Linked DNA regions of Mus musculus: all the other regions are linked to region 1. The links are chromatin contacts, found by Hi-C or POLR2A ChIA-PET in ENCODE. All regions are on one chromosome and are shown on one strand. Each heading gives the region's core, a stretch centred on a gene start or an enhancer-like site at or near the end of the contact. The rest is flanking DNA. Distances are from core to core; before and after follow the strand shown. Region 1 holds the start of Egfr (epidermal growth factor receptor). Region 2 overlaps Egfr (epidermal growth factor receptor). Region 3 holds the start of Egfros (a long non-coding RNA gene).

What was found. A loop is a pair of places that touch in the nucleus more often than their neighbours do. ChIA-PET counts read pairs that join two places held with the same protein, here RNA polymerase II (POLR2A).
Region 2: a loop to region 1 is called in a map of left cerebral cortex, with 5 times the contacts of the local background. The contact joins the enhancer-like site here to the promoter of Egfr in region 1. A Hi-C loop is called at or near these places in 2 of 37 maps with a recorded cell type or tissue (gastrocnemius and left cerebral cortex). POLR2A ChIA-PET finds 5 or more read pairs at or near these places in 1 of 5 experiments (Patski).
Region 3: POLR2A ChIA-PET joins it to region 1 with 14 read pairs in Patski. The contact joins the promoter of Egfros here to the promoter of Egfr in region 1. A Hi-C loop is called at or near these places in 1 of 37 maps with a recorded cell type or tissue (left cerebral cortex). POLR2A ChIA-PET finds 5 or more read pairs at or near these places in 1 of 5 experiments (Patski).

What each region holds. Positions count from the first base shown.
Region 1 is chr11:16,750,939-16,753,483 of GRCm38, reverse strand. It overlaps Egfr (epidermal growth factor receptor), which reads right to left and starts at 1,281. Exons shown (of 28, transcript NM_207655.2): 1 at 914-1,281. The coding sequence starts at 1,001.
Region 2 is chr11:16,847,775-16,850,319 of GRCm38, reverse strand. The region is part of intron 1 of Egfr (epidermal growth factor receptor); the gene reads right to left. Among named protein-coding and RNA genes, the nearest start is that of Egfros, 18 kb to the right of the region's middle. Within about 2 kb of position 1,272, at least 1 of the 3 ENCODE cell types and tissues checked has a DNase peak (open chromatin) inside an H3K27ac peak, as active enhancers do; it is gastrocnemius, where a contact is called at or near this core.
Region 3 is chr11:16,829,473-16,832,017 of GRCm38, reverse strand. It overlaps Egfros (a long non-coding RNA gene), which reads left to right and starts at 1,268. Exons shown (of 3, transcript XR_003949851.1): 1 at 1,268-1,574. All of the region lies in intron 1 of Egfr (epidermal growth factor receptor), which reads right to left.

The DNA of each region.
Region 1 (2,545 bases), core at 32-2,531:
AGCAGCCCAAGCTTCTGGGAAAGGGCAAATTCAGGGATCCCAGGGGAAGTAGCCACCCCGCAACGCTAGCTCCAATCTGGCATGGAGCCTTGGTCCCCAACCAGTGCACCTAGCCTGGCAAGTCTCTGGCATGCTCTATGCCTAAGAGGCGGAATCGACCCACCCCACCCGCCACCCCCACGCCCTCCTTTTTTTTTTCCTAGTGAAGAAGCAAATGACCACTAACACCATCTCTTCCCAGAAGTCCTAGGTGGTTAGTGACAGAGAGATCTCCACACTTCCAGGTCATTGCTGCAACTACACACCCGCGAAAGGGCAAGCCAGAAATCTGCAAGCTACATTGGGACTCAGGCTACCAGGTCCTGAGAGTACCCTGCTGGAGAAGAGAGGAGTTGAGGGAAACCGCGCTCAGGAAACCGCGCGTCTCAGAGGTTCCGACCTTGACCAGGGGCGCGTTGGTTCGCACTCCAGTCCCTCAACTCTCACACTGAGCGGGTGGGACACACCCGACCCGCTTGAGGATCCGGGGTCCCTCCGCTCTCCCTGACAGTACTGGGCGCACGTGCGCCAATGCCCGGCGTCCCGCGCTGTCCCGCACCACGTTTCTGCTCCGAACGCCTACTGAGCGCAGGAAAGTGAGGCAACTAAGTTGGCAGCAGTCAAGAGCCCCGGAGCGCACAGCCGCGGCTCCCACGCTGCCCTGGCAGCCCCTCTGCTCCTAGCCCAGTCTCCCTTCCTTCGGCGGCCCCAGTCTCGCCCATTCCAGACTCCGTCCAGTTCCTCCTATGGTCCCGGCCGCCTTTGGGAGCCAGAAGAGGAGGAGCGGGCGGCTGGGGACTTAGAGTCCCGAGCGGAGGTTGGGACTGGGCGAGCTAGCTCGCAGGGGGCGCGGGCCGGTGGGACACGCCCTTACCTTTCTTTTCCTCCAACGCCCCACCTGCGGCGCAGAGCGCGGTCAGCAACACCAGCAGTGTGGTTCTCGCGGTCCCTGAGGGTCGCATCTCTGACCGGGAGAGGTTGGCTCTGGCTCTCCGGGATTAATCCGAGACAGACGGAGTCCCACGGTTGTGCCCAGTGACTGCGCCGGCAACGACGAGACCCGGACACAGGCTCGCGTCCAGGTGACCTGTCGTCTGTCTGGGAGGCGGTAGCCTCCGGGACTCGATCCAGACGCCCTAGCCCAGGAGGAGCGCACAGTGCGGGAAGAAGAGGAGGGAGGCTGCTGCGCGTTGCGCTGGGGCTGCCCAGACGTCTAGTTAGCTCGGGTCGGGACTGGGGGAGGCTGGGCGGGAGGAGGAGGGACTAAAGAAGGAGGAGGGATCCAGAGGAGCGAAGAGGAGGAGAATGTCAGGAGAGAGGAAGCGCTCTCCGCGAGGATCGAAAGCAGGCAGTGACCGGAAGGTGGTGGTGGATGGCCTTGGCCACCACTAGACAAGGCTCTGGGGGCGAGTTCTGGCTGTGTGCAGCGGGTCAGTGGGTGGCCTTTGGAGTTAATTTCTGAGGGGACTCCGCTCCGCTGCATTTCAGGACCTAGGAAGTCCAGCCAATCTATGCCAGGGTCCCCTCCTTCCTTCCCTCTGTCTCCCACCTTCTTCCTTCCTTTCTTTCAATTAACCAAACAACTCTGGACCACCTCGGTTACAAACTGTCCAACCACAGAGCACAGGTTGGAGAATAACACAGGTGGGGACGCTGTTCACGTATTCTCCATAACTTCTCCAGGATCTCAGAAGGGTCAGGCTGACTTGGCAGCAGTTTCCAACAGCACAGGCAGAGGCGGGTGCCTCAAGTCTGAAGTGGCACTAAGAAGTCCAAGGGTCCTTCAGATCCCATCAAGAACCCTCCATGTCTTCTGAAAGAAGGGCAGCCAACTCCTGACACTTAGAAGGGCCTCAGTATATTTGCTGGATGAAAGCATGCATGTTGAAGAACATGGCATTTTCTACACCTGGAGCCAGTCTGGAGTGCTTGAAAAGCAAAGCAACGTACACATGAGGCAAATTCCTCCACAAAAGCAGAGACTTGACATAACAGCAGTGAACAAATCTTTAGAGCAGTTAGCATCCTCTAGTGACCTCAGCTAGCCCTGCCGCACATCAGGAGGCAAATTGCCAAGTAAGTTCACTTAGAATTTGACCAGTAGAAATGTGTCCCTGAACTTCAGGACCCACAACTAAATTCCTTCAGCAAAGACCAACCAATGTCCCTACTTCTTAGCTATCAGAGGAATGTCCCCTGCTTCCATTCAATCCAAAGTCTCTGAGTTTTTCACAAAATCACTTGGTCCCCTAATTTAGGCCCCTTTGCTGTGGGTGTCCTTGTTAGCAGAAGTCATGGCTAACCAGTGAGGCTCAGTCCAGCTTTTTCCATGCAGCCAGAAAGGAGGCATTCCGGACTTTTCGTCCGCACCCTGCAAAGTCAGGGCTGCTGCCCAAGTTTTGTAGGTGGCGTCTTGAATGGGAACACGTCACCCAGCCTGTGCAGGGACCCTCATCACAACCTGAGACCTTCACTGAGAAGTAGAGCGGGGTTTCTTAAACTTTTC
Region 2 (2,545 bases), core at 23-2,522, 97 kb before region 1:
TTACCAGTGCCTCAATTTTCCACTTGAAAAACTGTGTGTGTGTGTGTGTGTCTTCCATTTTTATGTTTTTTTTTCTCTGCATTCCTCTCCTCCAGATCATTGCCTACATCATTACTTAGGAATATAGTTTACATTATTTATATGAATTATAAATCAAAAGTAATCTTGGACAAGGTGTTTAATTTGCAAGGAAATAAAAGAATTCTGATCCAGAAAATGGGACTGGAAATTAGATTGGAACAAATCTCTGCAGAGAGATTCTGGACAGGGAGCCATGCAGTGCAGTCCTCACCACAAGACAGATTATATGCTTTCCTGTTTTTACTCATGGTTTTCAAAAGTCCGATTTTAATGCACTGTCATATATAAGGTCATCTCTGGAAACATATGCACTTTTATGTTGTTCTACCATGAGCACTAGAAAAACAAGCTAACAAACAAGTACACAGTTCCTCTTATCACAGAAAATAAAAAGAAAGGACAAGACACTGGACCTAAATGAGTAGTTAGCGGTGATGATGCTGAAGTTCAGAAAGAAGGCAACTACTGGAAGAGTAGCTGGGGGATGAAGTAGGCTGAGCATGAACCTATATACCGAGACAGAGCTGCCGGCCAAGACCGAAGGTGCACCCAAGTCCAGCTTCTATTGTTCTTTCAGACTAAGACTGTTCTCTGTACTACAGATGCTTTTAAAAGGGAGAAAAGAATCTTTAAACAAATTGCTGGCCTGATCTCACCAGTGAAAGCAGTGGTAAGCTAGCTGTTAGTCAAGTTACAGAACAAGGCAGGTCTCACAGCTACTTAAAACAGATAGCAGTGTGTGTGTCTTCATCAAAAAAAGTGTTTCAAAATCAAAATGAGAAGAAGAGAGAGAGAGTAAAATAACCCCCTAGATGTTTGACTACAGAGTGACTTGAACCAGACTTTTCCTGGCACTTGTCAGTGGTTACTACACTCGCAGTGACAAGTCAGGACTAAAACCCTGTTTTTCCCTTTATCTGAGAAACTTCCTAATCCCTCTGAGCCTCTTATTTTCATCTATTAAACAGGAACAAAACAATTACTATGACTCTGGGAGGATTTGGTGAGTTGGGAGAGTCCCTGGCAAAGCACGTGATACGTGGAAAACCCTTACTAAACCCCACTGTGGCTTGAATCTGAATTAAATCTGGATCATTTCCCACTAGCGTGAATTGCTTCCTTCCGTTCAAGCGCTCTCAGAGGAGGCTGACCTTCTTGGCCTGCTGCTCACACTGCTGGTGTGTGGCCTTTCTAAGATCTATAAGGTCTTGCCACAGAGGGAGGGATAGCTAATACTGACCACAGCTAACTGCCCACCCGGATGGCAGGGATGTGGCCATGGCCCATCAGGAAGGTGACTGGGCCCAAGTCTTACCAGATGGGGTGTGCTAAGGCACTTGGCAGTAAGAAAGCCAAGCCTCCAAGAGCCTTGCAAAATTCTTTCACAAGGAGTCCCCACTTGCCTCTTGGAATGTTTTCCCCTGTTGTTATTTTTCATTCAGTAACGGGTCTTTCCTGACCCTTTGCAGTGGTTTTCTACGTTGATTATATAAAGACTAGGCTCACAACCAAAACTAAGTTGATTTGGATTTGTGTGCTTTGTTTGCACATGTTTGTATTCAGTTGCCCTTGAAAATGAGCAACCTTTTCACTTACTCCTAGTTAGACTAAGTATCTCTTTGTTTGATTCTTAAATGGGTAAAAGGCTATGGTAGGTTGTAGAGGAGAGCTGAATCTGGCATCGTTCCTCCCAGTAAGGAGGCCTGAGATTCTCTTAGACATCTTGAATTCAAAGCTCATTTTCAGGATTCACTCATTATGGGAAACAAAAACAAAAACAAAAACCTACTCAAAAAACATTAACAACTACCAAATTCTCTCATGAAAAGCCCAAGCCAAGCTCTGTCACATAACAATTTGAACTTGGGCTCCAAAAGCCATCTCAATGGGCTTGCTGTTTTGTTCCTTCTAGGTTGTGGTCACCTTTCTATGGTGGAGGCTATTGAAAAGCTTCTGTAAGGCAAAAGACACCGTCAATAAGACAAAGAGACCACCAACAGATTGGGAAAGGATCTTTACCAGTCCTAAATCAGATAGAAGACTAATATCCAATATATATAAAGAACTCAAGAAGGTGGACTCCAGAAAATCAAATAACCCCATTAAAAATGGGGCTCAGAGCTAAACAAAGAATTCTCACCTGAGGAATACCGAATGGCTGAGAAGTACCTAAAAATGTTCAGCATTCTTAATCATCAGGGAAATGCAAATCAAAACAACACTGAGATTTCACCTCACACCAGTCAGAATGGCTAAGATAAAAAATTCAGGTGACAACAGATGCTGGCGAGGATGTGGAGAAAGAGGAACACTCCTCCATTGTTGGGGGGATTGCAAGCTTGTACAGCCACTCTGGAAATCAGTCTGGCAGTCCCTCAGAAAATTGGTCATAGTACTACCGGAGGATCCCGAAATACCTCTCCTGGGCATATATCCAGAAGATGTTCCAACTGGTAAGAAGGAC
Region 3 (2,545 bases), core at 19-2,518, 79 kb before region 1:
GCAGAAGAAAGGAGAGCAGGCTGAAACCAGTTAGAAATAAAGCATACAAAGCAGTATTTGCAATTCTACTTCCAGATGGGAAGAGGAAAGGGCAGGAAAACACGGAGGTTACAGAATGAGACGGCCGCTTTACTTTGAATTTGTCCTCTCAGCGGCGGTCTTGTACAGTCTTGGTTTGGGATACATGCTAAGACAATGATAGATGAGTGAATATTTGTAAGACATTTAAGATGTAAAAAAAAGTGGGGGGGCTTGCAAATCACTGAGGTTGATGTAAGTCAAAGTATTTAGGCTGATTTTAACCTGTTCCTGCTCCTTCTTCTGTGCTCGGGCTATCCAACGCTGAAGGAGATGGCCCTCGGAAGAGTGAACAACCTTGAACACAACAATTCGAAAGAATACTTCTGTTTTGTTGTTTACTCTGTTTCATAGAAAGACTATGTCCAATCCAGGATCCTCCTCCTCCTCCTCCCCCTCCTCCTCCTTCTATTTCTCTCTCTCTCTCTCTCTCTCTCTCTCTCTCTCTCTCTCTCTCTCTCTCTCCCTCCCTCCCTCCTTCCCTCCCTCCCTCCCTCTCCCTCTCCTTCTACCCCCCTCTTTCTTTCTGACTCTATTCCCATTTATAGAAACATACAGACTAGAAGATATCGTGGACATTATGTCCAAAATTTTATACCATGAAATATATTATACTAGGGAGTATATTATGTGCAGCTTTAAATAATGAGTTTCACAAATTAAACAAAAATAAAAACCTTAAAAGGTCTTTTTGGAAACCCTTTGAAATTCTCTTAAGAATTGTAAGATTCTTTCTTGCCCCACAATAATATCTTAGAATGTTTTACTTCTGCGATGAATGCTCATATGTTTTGGAATATTTTCCCCATTTATCCTAAGCCTGAAAGCACTTTCAAATCTGATTAGCTGGGTGATCATGCTCAATGGAAAAGGTCTTTTGGCCCAGACACTGCATAGCTGATGTGCCCCACCCACCAGGAAGGAGCTTGCTCCCCTTTTCTTTACAAAGCGGTCTAGAACTCTGTCAGTGCTCTTTGGAAAGGAGGATGCTTTTCTTTTCGTTTGCTGTAGACTTTCACAGGTCAGACTTCCATTGCCAGAAAAGGAACACAATCTAAGAGCAGTAACCTGTCTTAAATTTGTCATGGGAAACCCAGGTTCACACCTAAGCACAGAGCGAGTATCACTTTAAGAGCTGACATGCTATCCAGTCTCTCTGCAAAGGTAACTTTCTGACTAACAATGAGTCACATGGGAAAGCAGGAGGCCACTGAATCACTGCCTTAGAACCTGCCCTGTCTTGCTTCAGTGCCGTCCCTGACACAGGATTTGCTTCCAGCCGGCAGCTAGCATTGCCACTTCAGAGAAAGGCCCTTGTTTTTTATTTATTTATTTTCAGGATCGCGAGGCTCTATCCCAACAGCAAAATTTGCTTAAAGCCAATTACCTGGGAACCCATGCCAACACTGACAGATCTTTCATTCCCCTAGATATACATTTTTTTTTCTAGCGAGAACCTTTGCGTAGTCTTTCGGAGAGAGTGTGAGCACATGCAGGTAAGCTTTGTTTGGGTCACATCAGTACGTTGGGTGGAAAGATACGTAAGCAGCTTTGCAGATCTCATAATAACTCTTCTCTATGCAATAATATGTGCCCTGTCTAAGTTCCATTAATATGTGCGCTGTCTAAGTTCCAAGGTGAGGGAATTTATGGCCAAATAAGGCAACCTATCCACCCTGTGGACCTGTGATGTCTAGCTTATTAAATGCTGTTTCTATTGCTTTCTTTGCAGCCAAGGTTTATCATGCTATTCTATTTTATTATCATGACTATGCAAAGTTTCTCGTTAGAAAAAAAATTGCACATCTAGGGGAATGAAAGATCTGTGAGTGTTGGCATGGGTCCCCCGGTTATATCCTTCCATCTACATTTCTGCTTTCATCATTAAAACACAAGCTTCAGGACCTTGCCGCCGTGTTTCTATGACAAAGCCGCATGCATTTGGTATGATTGTTGTCCACTGTAGAGGTCAACGCCATTGGACTTTAAGTTGCTTGTTGGACCATCATATTTCTCCTCACTCACCATCTCTTATACCAGCACCAGATGAACTCTGAAAGAGTTCCACAGGAGGGTGAAGATGCAGCCTCCTCCCCATCCCTCTGGTCATAGCACACAGCCCTCAGTTCTTTCCACTGTTATTCACAAATCTCAAGCACTTGATCTTCGTCCCTCTTAACTACACATTATCAGATTCTACAAAGCACTTCATATCACTTAACAATAGTCTTCACTTCCCACAGCTACCCACAGAAGCTGGCCTCACTACATAAACATGCAACATTGGGAGTGCTCATTCAGGCCTTTCAAAGGAATGTGCCAAATATGGGAGAATTGAAGACACGACAGGCATAGTACGGGCTATCCACACACCCAAATACAGGATATTATCAAAAGAGTTAGCTAGATTTCTGTTTCTGCAAGAAAATATGCACAAACAGTAACAGGAAGTTAAAGAGAAAAAAAA